Linked DNA regions of Homo sapiens: all the other regions are linked to region 1. Evidence: chromatin loops called from intact Hi-C (ENCODE). Cell type or tissue: mammary epithelial cell. All regions are shown on one strand. Each heading gives the region's core, and the rest is flanking DNA. Links, peaks and the distances in the headings are about the cores only. Region 1 overlaps ZNF516 (zinc finger protein 516). Region 2 has its middle 44 kb from the start of LINC00908. Region 3 overlaps ZNF516 (zinc finger protein 516).

What was found. Hi-C counts contacts between places; a loop is a spot of excess contacts. Peaks named below come from ENCODE experiments on the same cell type or tissue, not always from the same donor. Only the 100,000 strongest peaks of a DNase experiment are listed, where the experiment ranks them.
Region 2: a loop joins it to region 1, with 7 times the contacts of the local background. A loop is called at or near these places in 3 of 110 quality-filtered maps.
Region 3: it touches region 1 in a loop (4-fold over the local background); 7 of 110 quality-filtered maps call a loop at or near these places.

The regions. Positions count from the first base shown.
Region 1 is chr18:76,396,444-76,401,516 of GRCh38, forward strand. All of the region lies in intron 3 of ZNF516 (zinc finger protein 516), which reads right to left. Among named protein-coding and RNA genes, the nearest start is that of ZNF516-AS1, 93 kb to the right of the region's middle. In mammary epithelial cell, for the core only: a CTCF peak has its summit at 2,652 (motif pointing right); a DNase peak (open chromatin) is centred at 2,638.
Region 2 is chr18:76,569,663-76,574,735 of GRCh38, forward strand. No RefSeq gene overlaps it. Among named protein-coding and RNA genes, the nearest start is that of LINC00908, 44 kb to the left of the region's middle. In mammary epithelial cell, for the core only: a CTCF peak has its summit at 3,046 (motif pointing left); no DNase peak of the experiment used is centred there; H3K27ac peaks cover 369 bases.
Region 3 is chr18:76,457,247-76,462,319 of GRCh38, forward strand. All of the region lies in intron 2 of ZNF516 (zinc finger protein 516), which reads right to left. Among named protein-coding and RNA genes, the nearest start is that of ZNF516-AS1, 32 kb to the right of the region's middle. RefSeq lists enhancers at 1-346, 347-846, 2,259-2,856, 2,857-3,454. In mammary epithelial cell, for the core only: a CTCF peak has its summit at 2,871; a DNase peak (open chromatin) is centred at 2,805; H3K4me3 peaks cover 168 bases; H3K27ac peaks cover 1,458 bases.

The DNA.
Region 1 (5,073 bases), core at 1,125-3,624:
CAGCATTTACTTTTAATATTTGTGAATCTGTAGTAACTTTTATAACAGACATGACTAGTTAACAAAAAACTGGATTTGACAGCAAGAACATCACAGTCATCAACAGTGTTGCTCAGAAGAAGATCCATCTATCACTTTTAACCTGTCCTGAAAGGGGGAAACTTGATGAAATCAGGCGTCCAGATTTCATCACAATTTGAATTTCTAAGACAATCAAAATGCCAGAGACTAAGACAAAACTACATAGACATCTGGGGGGAAAAACAGCCCCTGGAAAGATATTCAAGCTGAAAGGATCTTGGCAGCAGGCAGAGTGGTTCTCCAAACTGTGGAGAAGAGAGGCCATTCCACTGAGAGTGAGAGGCCGGAGCACCGCTGTCAGACGATGTTTTTGGATATGATGTAGAAAATGCACGAGGAAAAGTTGTAGCTATAATATCCACGGGGGCTTTTCCATGAAAAAACAAGACATAAGCTGCCTGTGCAAGGGGAGCCAAAGAAATGCTGAAAACCACTGCCACAGGCTGGTGTGATCTGGAAGTTCTCCTCCTGAAACACAAAAAAATAACCCAGACAGACTCAGTGCTTCAGAGGGACACAAGGAGCACAGAAAAGCCGGGGGACACATAATTGCTTTCAGAGGCTACGCAGTTCAGAAGCAGGTGCAGCCCATCAGGAAGCCACAAGCCCCTCCAGAGGCACCGAGTCGGGGAGACCCAAGCCCCAAACACCAAGGCCATGGAGTAGGAAAGTGACAGCGTGGGTCTTGCCCTCATTCTCATCAAAGGGCAGCCCTGGGCTTTCATACAGAATAATAAACGCTGCTGCCAATCGTCCAGCTCAGTCCTATGGCCAGAAAAGTTTCTTCTAAAGAAATGTCTTCAAGAATGATTCTTATCATGACACATACAATGTGAACTACAAAAAAAAAGAAAAAAAAATCTGAATGACAAGAAAATGCCAGGACTAGAGCAACATGGAACTGAATGGTATTATAAAATTTTGATAAATTATACCCCAAGATGTTTATTCTACTTTTTCTGGATGACTGAGTACACGTTTTCATTTTAAGTGATAATCTACTAACATAAACAACTTGCGAAAGTATGTTATCTGTGTTAACAGAAAATTACATAAATATCTTAGTACTCTGGACACGATATTTTATTTTTGAGACAAGGTCTTGCTCTGTCACCCGGGCTGGAGTGCACTGGTGCAATCACAGCTCACTGCAGCCTCAACCTCCCAGGTTCAAGCCCTCCTCCCACCTCAACCTCCTGAGTAGCTGGCTCTACAGGCGTGTGCTACCATGCTTGGCTACTTTTTTAAAAACTTTTTGTAGAGATGGGTCTCACTCTGTTGCCAGGCTGTTCTGAAATTCCTGGGCTCAAGTGATCCTCCCTGGCATCTCCAAGTGCTAGGATTACAGACATGAGCCACTGCGCCCCCAGCCTTGGAAGCTGTATTTTGATGTCCGAACAAAAACAGTCCCAAATTAAATATAGAATTTCTGACTAGACAAATTATTCGTGTTACTTTTTAAATCAGTGAGTACAGAATCAACAACTTAAAGGTTAATCAAATACCTCTAGCTTCCATGACAGCTTTCGGTTAAACAGCAGTTTATCCGGCATAAAACATAATCAGGTTCCAGAAACCTGGAATTTACTAACTGCTTCCTATTGACTCAACCATAAAGAAGCGTCGCTCAGGTTTGGTTTTTCTGTTGTGAATCAAATGCTGAAGTGAATCGAATTCAAGTTGGCTTTCACGGCTACTCTACACCTTACACACCTTCCTTCGTCCCCAGATCCTAACAGCCAACCAAAACACATCCACTGGAGAAAATACAATCAATATATTCTTTTATTATTTTTTAAAACATGGCAAACCATACTTTAATCAGAGAGCAATGAAGATTTCCACTTACAAATTTATCCAAGTTGGCAAAAAATAATTAGCTAACACGAATCTTTCCTTGTATGACGCAGCTGTCTGAAGCAGATGCCAGCTAGCACAAAGGCCGTACATGAAGTCTTATCAAGAATGGTGGCGGGGACTGTCGGGAAGAAGGTGCTGACGCCGCTGGTAGATGTTAGAATGAAAATAAGGAAGCTTAGAGTAAGGAGGAGAGCAGGAAAGCCAGGCCCATAACACTAGTTATGAAGGAATGGGGGCCTTTCTGAAGGAATGGGGGCCTGGAATCTTCCAACAGGAGTCACAAAGAATACAATTAAACCACTTGTGTGTTTTCTCCTACACAAAGTGTTTTAAGAGGCATAGGAGGGAGTAAGTCTCAGGAAGAGAAATAACACTGTACACTTCTCCGACTTAAAGCCAACTAATATACACACAAACTAGCTAGCACCTGCATGGCTTTCTACAACTTTTTCTATTGCGATGCATAAATGTCCAAAAACACAGAATCCAAATTCCGTGTCTTTTACAAAGAAACTGTAATGAGTCTTTAAAAAAAAAAATCAGGATCACTTATTAGTAGAGTCTTCAGATTTAAAATCAGGCATGTGTCTGACTTACGGAACAAAGGCCATTTCATAACACAAGCGGTCTCTGTCCTCCGTGACAGAGGAAGGCGGATTTCCCCGAGGCATCCTGGCAGCCCGCGCAATGCATGGAAGCTACCACTAGATGGCACCTGCGCCCAAGCTATAGCCCGACTCCCTCCTGGTGCTGGTGCTACGCGTGTGGTCCCCGTACATGGAAGAGCCATCCACTTTTCAACAACAGGCATTTATCTGCAAAAGACTTACACCAAGAGCTTGCCTTAAAAGATCATCAGGACAAATGCAAAATGCACATGTCTTATGAAGCACAGCACTGTCAGTATAGCAATGCATCCTTTTGATCTGCATCTTACATTTCAGTTTGCACCTTCAACAATATTTTCAGAGGCTAAAAATGCAGAGGGCTTTAAATTAATAATATATTTGCATTTTGGCATAGACGGAATTAAGCAAACTATGTCCATGAACATTACATGTGGGGGATTATATATATAGTCAGCATATCCAACTTCAAAAATGTCCAACCTTGCAAAAACTTACTCAAATGTAATGAGTTAGCAATTGACTTAAAGTATGTTAGTCATTTAGTAACTGACTTGAAAATGCTCTCCATGCTGGCTTCAAGGCAGCTCATCTCAGCGAAAGCCTGGGTGCGTTCTAAGCGCTAGAGAGGAGGTTCAGGAAAACAGCACCTAAGTTGTCTTCTGTCACCTCTAGACTCGAGGTCCACAGGTCTGACTTCTAGCCCCAGGGCCCCCCTGATACTGTATAAGTCGGGAAACACTCTCATCCCTTGAACATAGCTCTGGGTGACATCGTCCATTCAATACCGGTCCCAGGTGGTCACCACCTGCAGGAGGAGACCCAGCCACCAGCCCTCACCATGTTTCTGCTTGGAACCAGCAATAATCACTTAAGATTGTGAGTGACATGTGGATGAAATGGAAACTGCTAAGATACCTGGCTCTTTGGCCTAGTTTGGTCTCCCAGTGGGGTGGTTTCAAGGGTAAGGATGTGCCTCTCCCACCGTGGGATGAGCAGACCATCACCGCAGAGCAATCAGCCCTGCCCAAGGGCAGCAGCCCTTCTGAAAGTGGCCCTTCCTGCACACGCCCCCACTTTAGCAAACTCAGGCAGGAGGGTGTGAAAGGGCTGGAAATTCAGAGTGAGCAACTGGAAGGGGAGACAGATGGAGGGACAATTTCCCAAGAGGCCGACTTGGGGCAGAAGCCAGAGAGGGAAAAAGACAACCCCCAGGTCTGAGCCTAGGCCAGAGATGAACACAGGAGCAGGCGAGGCTCACGGTGTTCACGACACAATTTTCTAAGTCCTTTCACAGAGGTTTATGTTACAATTATTGTCATTCTTTGGGTACTGTGATGTGTGTCTTCTGGTAAGACGGACTGAATAATTTGAGAAACAGCTATTTCTGAGCACTTGGTAGGATTTGCTACCTAAACGCCCAGAAAGTTAAAACTTCATTATTTTAGGACACTAAATAAACAAATAAACATCCCAGCTTTCCCCATTAGACATTCTTACTCTTATCGTTCTGATGAATTCACAACCTGGCTGGTACTGACCCCGTACTTGGTTGAGTGTGGATTATAAAGCTATAAGCAGAGAGGGGTGACCAAATGGAATCAAACTACGTAGGCACGGCCTGTCTGGTTAGGAAGCTTGTCCACACAGAAAGCCAGGCAAAACTAAAGCATGTTATGGTTACACATATATAAACAAATGTGAAACATGTAGGTTTTCTACAGCTCCCACATGCAGAGTTCAAACTATTATGTAATATAAATATTGAGTCTCAGAAGTTCCAGTCCACCATGGATACCTAAGGAAAAGATCTGACATTTTACTTAAAAATTTCAGCAACTCTCCCCAAATCACAACACTATATTGTTCCTGAAATATCTCAGGCAGGCTTCCTTAATCACACTGTAAGTTGTAACAAAAGGGTTGTAATTATAGTGTCCATTAAAATGATGTAAACACAATATATATATATATACATTTCTCCTTCAGACTTCATTCCTTCGTTTTCCTCTTCTCTCCTATTTTTAAAAAGAGGAAATAACTGTATTTTCCTTTCCTGTACATCTTAACCCATTTATGCCTAGTGTTCCATTATTGGAACGCTAAGCTCATGGGAGTTATTTATATCCTACTGCTCAAGGTTGTCACCAAGGTCTGATTTTTCACTAAAAAAAGAAATTTGCAACCTCCGGCATAAATGGGTTAAGTTTTGTTCTTATAGTTCACCTTCAATTTATCTTTTTTTTTTTTTTTTTTGTGAACCAAAAAAAAGAATTTCAAGCCCCAATTGAACAATGCCTCAGACAAATCTCTGGAAAGCCCTAATTACTGCATTTATCTTCTCAACCACTCAGTCATATTTCTATTTTGAGAAGGAGTTACAAAATAATATCTCTGCAACTGTTTCGCAGGAGCTCGTTGACCAAGCTGGAGCCCTGGATCTATGAATTCAAAATTTTGAAAGCTAAGTAAGCTGTTTTCCATCAAGTACTACATCAAAAAGCTG
Region 2 (5,073 bases), core at 1,502-4,001, 170 kb after region 1:
TAGAAGGAGAGACACACCCACAGGTCACGTTCACTTGTTGGCTGAGAGCAGTTTTCCTGGCTCATGTGCAGAGTGTCAAGGTTAGCAGACCTCAATGCCATTGGTAAATCCCTTCGCAATGTTTGAATGAGGAGAATCCCATAGCTGCACAGCTGATTTATTCCGTTTGTCGTTGGTGTCGTCATCATCACTCTCTGTTTTCCAGTCCTCATCTCTGGCTTTGTGCATTAGGATGAAAGTCCTGAAATGCAGTGTGAGTCTGGGCTCTGACATGTGGGCTCTGGTGAAAGTTGGCACGCAAGTGACTCCACCTGTGGGCTCTGGCATCCTCAGTCTGAACATGAAAGGACTAACACCTTTGTCTATGACCCAGAATGGCTGTGGGAATTAAACAAGATGAAAATAGGTGGAAATCGAAGCTTTTCAGTTTGCCCCCTAGAACGGACGCTGAGACCAGTGTGTGTGCTGGGGAGTTACAGGCCTCACTCTCAGGACGAAGCCTGCACTGAGTGAAGAGGGAGCCAAGGGAGGAGTCTAACCGGCCAGCAGCTGCAGCCAAGGCCTCTGCCCATTCCGTGGGAGTTCTGGACCTGGGGTTGGTGGGGGGGCCTTCAGAGTGGCCCCAAACAAAGGCAAAGGGACGAGCCTTTGTACCCGCCCTGCAGGCTGTTCAGTGGAGATGATGCAGCCTCGGTGAGGCCACAGCTTTGCATATGTCCATTTCAAATACAACAGCAAAGCTTACAGGCAATTTGGGATTTCATGAAGTCAATGAAAGTGACGTTGGAGAATTGCTCAGGACTTTCCCACGGTCACTGGCACACGGTTAACTATAATTAGCAATTAAAGAGCAAGTAATCACCATGGAAAGTGGCACAACAGCATTAAGAGATCTGCATCCGCACAGCTCCGGTTAAAGACGCCTTTGAGAAAGATGATACAGCGATGCAAGAGTGTTGCAGACATGGCCTTTCGTGGGGGAGCGCTGTAAGCTGGGGGGGTGTCTCATCCTGCTGGCTTAGAGTTTTGTTGGAAAAATTACACCAGAAAAACAGTAACACTGGAAGCCTTCTTTGCTGAATCTAAGGATTATTGCATAATTATAACTTAAATTTTGTATAAACTAAAATAAATTTATATAATTCGGTTTTATTTGGTTTCAAGGTAAAACCATCAACTGACCTTTTTTTTTTCATTATTTATTATGAAAGTTTTATTCTTGTTTAAAGTGGATTTTCCCTTACATAGCCTTTTCCTGGGAACACGTATCTTCAGAGGACATCAACACCAGCCTCTCCTGCCATGTCTTACGTCAAACTCAATCCCTTCTGAGGGCCTCAGCTGATGTCACATCCATATAAGAAATTGGGACACACCTTGGAAGTTTCAGTTTTGGTATCCTGTGGTAAAAGTTGGTATCTAGACAGGATTAGCCATCACATCCCCAAGAATGAGCTATGGCTAGATTTCTTCAGCTGAAGATGAAAGACATCTGCCTGCGAGTCAGCTCTAGAGGGTAAGAAAATCTAGGCTTGGGAAGGTCAGATGAAGAGGGTGGGATCTCAATCTCTAAAGACTTGGAATTTCAATCCCAGCTTCAGTTGTTCCATCAAGAAATGAGAAAATGACAACATAGAATTGTCATTTATGGCAAATTATGCATAAATGTAAAATAACTGCACTGCAGTTTCTGAAAACACTAAGATTCCTAAATAAACACCTGGGGCATTGAGATAGATCGTGAGAAATAATACACAAAAGTAGAGGCATGAAGGAGACCACAGGCCTCAGATGGCAACAAAGTGTGGTAAAAACCATCCTGTGTTGGGCCAGGTGCAGTGGCTCACGCCTGTAATCCCAGCACTTTGGGAGGCCAAGGAGGGTAGATCATGAGGTCAGGAGATGGAGACCATCCTGGCCAACATGGTGAAACCCCCTGTCTACTAAAAATACAAAAATTAGCTGGGCGTGGTGGCACGTGCCTGTAGTCCCAGCTCTCGGGAGGCTGAGGCAGGAGAATCACTTGAACCCAGGAGTTGGAGGTTGCAGTGGGCCAAGATTGCACCACTGCGCTCCAGCCTGGTGACAGAGGCAGGCTCTGTCTCAAAAAAAAAAAGAAAAAAAAGAAAGAAAACCATCCTGCATTTACCTGGGTGTTAACCTTGGGTAGCCTGTTTCCCTGATAATAGCTTGGATACTTGCATGCAGTGAGAAAGAGGGGGATGGGAGGTGTGGGGCAAAGAGTTAGAGTAGCCTCAATGCATTGTGAAATTCCTGCAGCCACACAATAAAAAATACCGTGGTAAAACATAGGAAGGATACAGGGGCATGCATTTCAGCAGAAGTCATGCGAACCTACACATTTTTTTATAGCATTGAGGTTTGTGGGTACTAATACATTCAGGATTATCTAAAAATTACCTTTCATGGTCAGGTGCAGTGGCTCACGCCTGTAATCCCAGCACTTTGGGAGGCCAAGATGGGCAGATCACCTGAGGTCAGGAGTTTGAGACCAGCCTGGCCAACATGGTGAAACCCTGTCTCTACGAAAAATACAGAAAATTAGCCAGGCGTGGTGGTGGGCGCCTGTAATCCCAGCTATTCGGGAGGCTGAGGCAGGAGAATCACTTGAACCCTGAAGGTAGAGATCACAGTGAGCCGAGATTGTGCCACTGCACTCCAGCCTGGGCAACAGAGTAAGACTCTATCTTAAATAAATAAACACAAATAGAAATTACCTTTCTTAAAAACAAACAAACTCAAAGATTTAATTTTCCAAGGTTAACTAGGGACCTATTTGGGTAGCAGAATACAGAAATGGCACACAAGGGCAGAAATCTGCTGTTAAGGTTGAAAGGGAGGCTGAGATGCAGGTGGGATAGAAAAGCTTCTGAGAGTGAGCAGGTACAGCTCCAGAAGCTGGTCCCATCAGTGCCTCTGACCCAGGAGTCAGGGCGTGGCCACCGGGAACTTCATGATGGCTGACTTCTGAGGACTTGAGGGTTAGAGTCATTTTTATGTGAACTGCAAGAACACCATCTGCAGGCTAGAGTTTCCAGGGCAGGTGGAGCTCCAGAGCTAGGCATACACAGGGCCCTGCTAAAGGGGACCAGAGCAGGGTCAGGTCCAACACCGGCTGTGTTTGCCTGCAGTTGACAAGATAAGCTATAGAACTGAGCTGTAACCATGAAGGTGGAAGATGAATCCCAGAAATGGGGTGACCATGGAGAGGCGTTTCCATCACTTCCTACTCTCTCTGTTGGGGAGGCAGGGATTCCCTCCCTGGGGCTACAGGAATGTCCAAACAAATAGCAACTGACACTGAGCAGATGAAATGGACAACAGTTTATTCTTCACAGCCCAGGGAGGAGGACGCCGCATGCCACACGGGGCCACACAGGGTTGCGTACGAGAGCAGAGTGAATCAGCAGGGCTGGGGGAGGTGGCTTTGTAGTATCAACGGTTGGGGGGTGGCCCCTAGTTCCTATGGGGGTGTGTTGACTTGTTTGAATAATTCCATGGCTGGCCCCTGCTCAAGGACTAGCGGGAACTGTGCCTGGTCCCCACGGGAAGGAGGGCTGTTTGGTCAGCGGACGTTATTCACAGGAGTGGGGTGGGGATGGGAACTTGTGTCTAGGTCATTCGAGGCCCTCCCAGTTTTACCAGATGTCAAGGGAGCATATCATATTGGGTCTTAATTTTAGATCTGCCACAGGCAGGTGCAGGGAGTGTGTTGCTCCTCACTACCCAGATGCCTGAGGCCACTGTGCAGAAGTGGCCTGGACAGGATAGCTGAAGCACCATGAAACCTGGTGGCCCTGGCAAAGGCATCCCAGCGACAACAGTTTATGAGTCACATGTCTGGGAATATGACCTGATTCCCAGGCCAGTTGGCCAGGTGCGTGGAAGGGAGTAAATAAAAGCAGGTTGAAGCAATAATGCCTCTGACTTTTGTTGGGCTGGATTGTGCTCAGGCTTCTGTAGGGAGGCCTTCGGTGAATAAGGACCAACAAACTGGGATTGAGGGAAGCAGAAGAAAGGCCCTAGAAGAAAATTTGGATTCCTGGTGGAAGAACTGGATCAGGAATTAGAACATTTGTGTTCAGCCTTCACTCTACCTTAGGGAAGACAGTCATTGCTGAGTCACTGTTTCCTGGTCAGCAAATGGAATCATGATACCACCAGCACACTTGTGAAAAAATGAGAGAAGTGAGATATTATGAAATACTCTTCAGATGTAAGACATTGCTGTTAATGAGGCATTATCATGTGCACTTGGCTTCAACTGATTTTACTACGAATGTGAAAATGTATTTTAAGCAACTAGTTCTGAACAATAAGCTAAAGGGTACTTTTTGGTTTTATTTTGCTTTTAAAGATAGCTTGTGTCTCCTGAGTGTTCTCTAAAAAAATGAAAATAGAAATAATATACTTTTTTAGTTGGGCTGTTTTGTAGGAGGCAGCTATGTCTTAAAAAATGAGTACCACCAGACAAAGACATTACAAAAAAAGAAAACTACAAAACAGTATCTCTCATGAACATATAAATGCAAAAATCCTCAACAAAATATCGTAAATTGCATAAAAAGAATCAAATGTATAAAAATGTGTAAAAAATATAAAAAGAATTATATACCATGAACAGGTGGGATTTACCCCAGGTATGTAAGCCTGAATCGACTTCCAAAAATCAATTCATGTAACCCATCACATTGACAGGCTAAAGAAGAGAAATCACATGATCATAACAATAGCTGCAGAAAAATATTTGACAAAATCAAACACCCATTCATTATAACTGCTAGCAAACTAGGAATGAAGGGGAGCATCCTTAACTTCCTTTACAAATACTCTAACAGCTAATATCACACATAATGGTGAGGAACTCAAAGCTTTCCTGCTAAGATCAGGAACAAGGCAAAGATATCCCCTCTCACCACTGCTTTTCAATGTTACAAGTCTTAGTTAATACATTAAGACAGGAAAAGGAAATAAAAGGCATACAGATTGGGAGGGAAGAAATAAAACTGTCTTTCTCACAGATGACATGATCATCTATGTAGAAAATCTGAA
Region 3 (5,073 bases), core at 1,767-4,266, 61 kb after region 1:
CAATTTTAAGCTTTCTCTCCTTCTTAAACTGAACATATCTCCACTTTTGATAAGCAGAGCCATATTTGTTTTCTTTGAGAAGGGCAGTTATCTCAAACTAGTTCTTAAATCCCTTAAGGGAAACTACGTTAACTAAATAAGAAATCTTCCAAAACTAAATCCAAATGCAAAATCATGCTTTAAAGAGGGATGTGGGCGGCGTCTGTAATGCCAGCTCTTTGGGAGGCTGAGGCGGAAGGATCACCTGAGCCCAGGAGTTCAAGACCAGCCTGGGCAAAAATAACAAGATCCCATCTCTATATAAAGATTAAAAAATACAAATTAGCCGAGCGTGGCAGCGCATGCCTGTGGTCCCAGCTACTCAAGAGGCTGAGGCGGGAAGATCCCTGACGCCGGGGAGGTCGAGGCTGCAGTGAGCCATGATCATGCCACTGCACTCCATCCTAGGTGACTGACTCACATCCTGTCTCAAAATAAAAATAAAAAAGAGTGATATGGGGGCAACTCCCACCACTGACTTGGGTCTCAGGGACAGAAGGGTGCCAGAAATAATCAACATTTTTTTAAACCCAAGGAGGTTCCCTTTGTAAGAACATGTCGATCCAGTCTTGGAATCTAGCAGGAAAATTCCTTTCCATGCCACTCTCTGAAAGACAGCTCACTAGGACACAAATGGAAAATACTCTTTTACTTCTGCAGAGATAAGCTTCTTCTCACCTTCAAGGCCCAATGTACTTTGCAGCTACTTATTTGCAATGATATCCACCTCGGCTGGATACGTTTGCCTCACACATCAGGCGCACCATGGTTTTAAATACGCAGAGGGCCATTTTTCTCCTGACACTTCAATGCCATCATTTACTTAGCTAATAAGTGCCACGGTAGGTCCTCAGTTAACATCATCTATAGCTTCTTGGAAACTGTAACTTGATGCGAAATGACAAACAGAAATCCTTGATAAAGTCTTTTTGTTTTAAAGCTGATGTGGAAAGGAAACATGAGTTTCATTTTACGTCCTTTCACTTAAAGTTGCAGTTTCCAAAACCCTACAGACAGCACTGTGGACCCGCAGTGCATGGAGCTCCAATTCCTGACGGGCCCAAGTCCTCACAAAAAGGTGCTTTGCAAGGAAAATTATGAAAAAGAAAACGTCAGTGGGGTGGAGTTAAAAGGTTCCTATTTTCAAATACTCTTGCGCTTCTCTCCCAAGCAAGCATCCTGCACAAGGCTCGCTCTCCCTCCCAACACAGATGTTTCGGGGGGCATTTTCTAGACAGGTACGAAGGGAATCCCGTCCCTGAGAGGACCAAGGGCACAGGAGTAGTGCTCGGGACCCTCAGGACGGGGCATGCACTGTGGGCAACGCCAGGCCTCACCGTCGTGCGTGTGCATGCCTCACCGTCGTGCGTGTGCGTGCCTCACCGTCGTGTGTGCGTGCCTCACCGTCGTGTGTGCGTGCCTCACCGTCGTGCGTGTGCATGCCTGTAGGCAATGCCAGGCCTCACCGTCGTGCGTGTGTGTGCCTCGTGTGCGTGCCTCACCGTCGTGCGTGTGCGTGCCTCACCGTCGTGCGTGTGCGTGCCTCACCGTTGTGTGTGTGCATGCCTGTAGGCAATGCCAGGCCTCACCGTCGTGTGTGTGCGTGCCTGTGTGTAAAGGTTAGAGTGTGTGACAGTGAGTGTGGAAGCAGCTGGGTGAACATGAGAGAGACTGAGTGTCATGTGTGAGCATGTGCTAGTGTGCCCGAGGGTGTGTGTGTGTGTCTGAGAGAGCACATGTGTGTGATCTCTTAACCTACATAAAAGCACTCATTCAAATACCCTACCTGGAGGCAAACACGCATGTCCACTTCCAACAATCTACCAGCAACACTCGTGCCCATGTGCCTGGATTACCAGCTTCGCACAGAGCCAGACGCTGCAGCAGTAACGGGGCGCCGGGCCCACCTGCTGCCCCTCTCCTGTGCATAGGGCGCTCTCTCCCTGCCCCGAGCTTCGGCTTCTCCTCCATGCACGGTCACTGCTGGAGGCACACTGGACCCAGTGCCAGCTCGGGAAATCCTGGGCCGGTGACAGCCCTGACCCGTGGCCACCATCCACTCAACATCATTGAGCCCTCCCACAGGCACCCAAGCTCTCTGAGGACAGCCGTCCTAGCTTCCTTCGTGGGAGAAAACTCTGGCCCTCCACTGCCGGCCAGGGAGGCCTCGCGTGCCAAGCTGGCCCTGAGCTCAGCCCAGGATTTGTGCCATTCAGGACGTGGCGGCCGTGTGCACCCCATCGGGCACCGCGTCGCCTCCCTCGGAATGTATTCCAGCACTGTCTGCCATGATGCCAACAGCAACACTTCTCAACACCAAGCCTTTAAATGTCCAGCAGCTCCACAGCCCGAGTCAGAGTGGCCCAGCCTCCCCTGGACCTGATGCGGGGCTTCAGGAAGTGGCAGGGCAGGAGGTAGAACCGGAAGCCTCACGCTACACCAGGCACTGCTCCTGGAGCACAGTGGGTATCCCATCACAACGCGGGAGGATTCAGGGCCAACTGCAGGCCCCCGGAGACGAGGTTAGACGGTGGCAGGCAGGCTAAGAACAGGCGATCCGGCAGGCACAAGAAGGAACATACTGATGATAAGGAAACGCCGGGTGGGGTCTTTACGTAGGCAGCCTCCTTGGCATCGGGCAGGTCTGTCTCACCAGTCCCAAATAATGAATCATGTCCACTGCACTAGAATGCAGTCTTTTAACCACTATCAACATACGCCAAGGAATGCTTCCACTAACAAATGGGAAGAATGCCCAGAAAACACCGCACTGCATTTCTGGACCAGGACTCGTTCTGTTGGAATGTGCCTACCAAACACAGCAAGGGGCGACACTCACCCGAAGGTTGAAACATGCGGAACTCCGATGACTCCTAGTGCTGTTAGCAATCATAAATCCTCATCCTGGCACAGAGCACAGGAGGCACCTCTGCCTGCACTCACCGTCCAGGGCCCTCCTCCGTCTCTGCGATGCCACCCTCATTTCACAGACGAGGACGCTGAGGGTCAAAGCTGTGAGCCACATCCCTCGACAAGGCTGTGAGCCCATTCCCTGTCTTCCTGCCTCCCTGTTACCACCTTCCAGGCCCCCGCTCTCTGGTGCCTGGAATGAGCATTCTGGAGTTGTCAGAACATTCCTTGACCTTCCAATAAAAGGGGTACAATCTAAATACAAAGTAACATCCGGGGCTACAAAAGCGACCACTGTGGCCATCACCTATGAACCTCTAAGACCCCAAATCAACACAAAGCAAGAGGCCACACCATCCTGAGCAGCTGGCAAGTCGGCCACTGACCAGTAAAAAAACTGGGAGGAAGGTGGCTGATCGATCCTGTTTTCCTCCCTTTTTCAACGAGCCCAGTTGCTCATGAAAGACAAGTAGACAGCTCTACTCTGCTTCTGTTCAGGGCTAGAGAGGTTCTGGAATTGTGCAAGTCATGTCAGAGCACACCCCGAGAGAGAGATCACTTGCAAAAAGCTACAGTGAAAATAAGAATCAAAACTCCCAAACCGGAGAAGCCATGCCACATGATCGCCTCGCTTGTTCATGGCGGGTAATTACTTAACCCTTTGTTTTTCCAGAAGTAATAGAAGGGCCTTTTTAAACAACATACTGCCCGCCACGGTGGCTCACGCCTGTAATCCCAGGACTTTAGGAACCCGAGGCAAGTGGATCAATTGAGGTCAGGGAGACCAGCCTGGCCAACACGGTGAAACCTCATCTCTACTAAAACTACAAAAAAAAATTAGCCGGGCGTGGTGGCGCATGCCTGTAATCCCAGCTACTTGGGAGGCTGAGGCAGGACAATCGCTTGAACCCGGGAGCCGGAGGTTGCAGTGAGCTGAGATCATGCCACTGCACTCCAACCTGGGCGACAGAGCCTGACTCCATCTCAAAAAATAAATAAATAAATAAAAATAACAACATACTGAACGGGGCTGACTTATCTGCCTAAACCAAGCTCCTCCTGGACACTCCGTCATCACTGCACACTGACCATGTAATGGTGAGGCCAGTGTCTCGTCTAACAGAACACCGATCACCATGGCCGCAACAGGCACTGTGAAAAACATGTTGGCTTCCTCCGAGCCCTGTGGCACATGCCACTTCCCCACCCTCTGCTGCCTCCCTGACCAAGAGGGCCCAGGGGACCAGCGTCTCCACACACCTGGGACCAACCTGTTGGGCTACACCACTTGAGAAGCCCTGGATCACCCTATTTAATGTGGCCTTTAGAGGAAATTTGGGGGTGGAAGGAGTCATTTGTCACCTATAACTTCTGCAATTGTCAGAAATTCATTTATAGGACACAAACGTTTTGCAATCTTGCCATCCAAACGTAAAATCAGAAAACATACATCGGGTGCTTAAAATGGGCGCCTGGCACACAGTGGGCGCTTGACAAATTCAAGATCCCTTCCTCTTCAGGTCTCCATCCAAGATTCAGCAGTACCGAAAATATGCAGGGACCGCACGGGAACCAGCTTGAGGCTTGTCGCCAACAGGCGAGGGGCCCAGGTCTCATCAGATGGTCAACAGGTATCCCCCGAGTGCCCGCCATGGGCCGGACCAGCTAGCAGGCGAGAAACCCTGGGCAGCCTCACCTGGATGGGAAGGGTGCGGCGTCCAGCCCTGCAGGCGTGTGGTATGTGGGGAAACCGCTCCGCCCTCCTCCTGTGACTCTGTGGGGATGATCTTGCCCAAGCCCGGATATCAAGCGTGCGGGCCCTGGCTCCCACCCTTCCCACATCCGGTTACCTTTTAAATTAATATGACATTTTGTATATTCTTCCAGCATCTACCTTTTTTTCAAAGTGTTTCTGCCACAGAAGCGTGTTTCCAGCCTCCGCCGATGAGCGCTGGTGACCATGCCCACGGGACACACTTCCACGCCAGAGGCCACCCCATCACAGTGGGGAGCGGGCAGGACTTGCACCAGCAGCTCCAGATTTGCAAAACTCAGAGACGGCTTTGTAGGAATCCCAAGAAAACCACTTCACTACTTTAATCAAATGATGACCCAATCGATTAC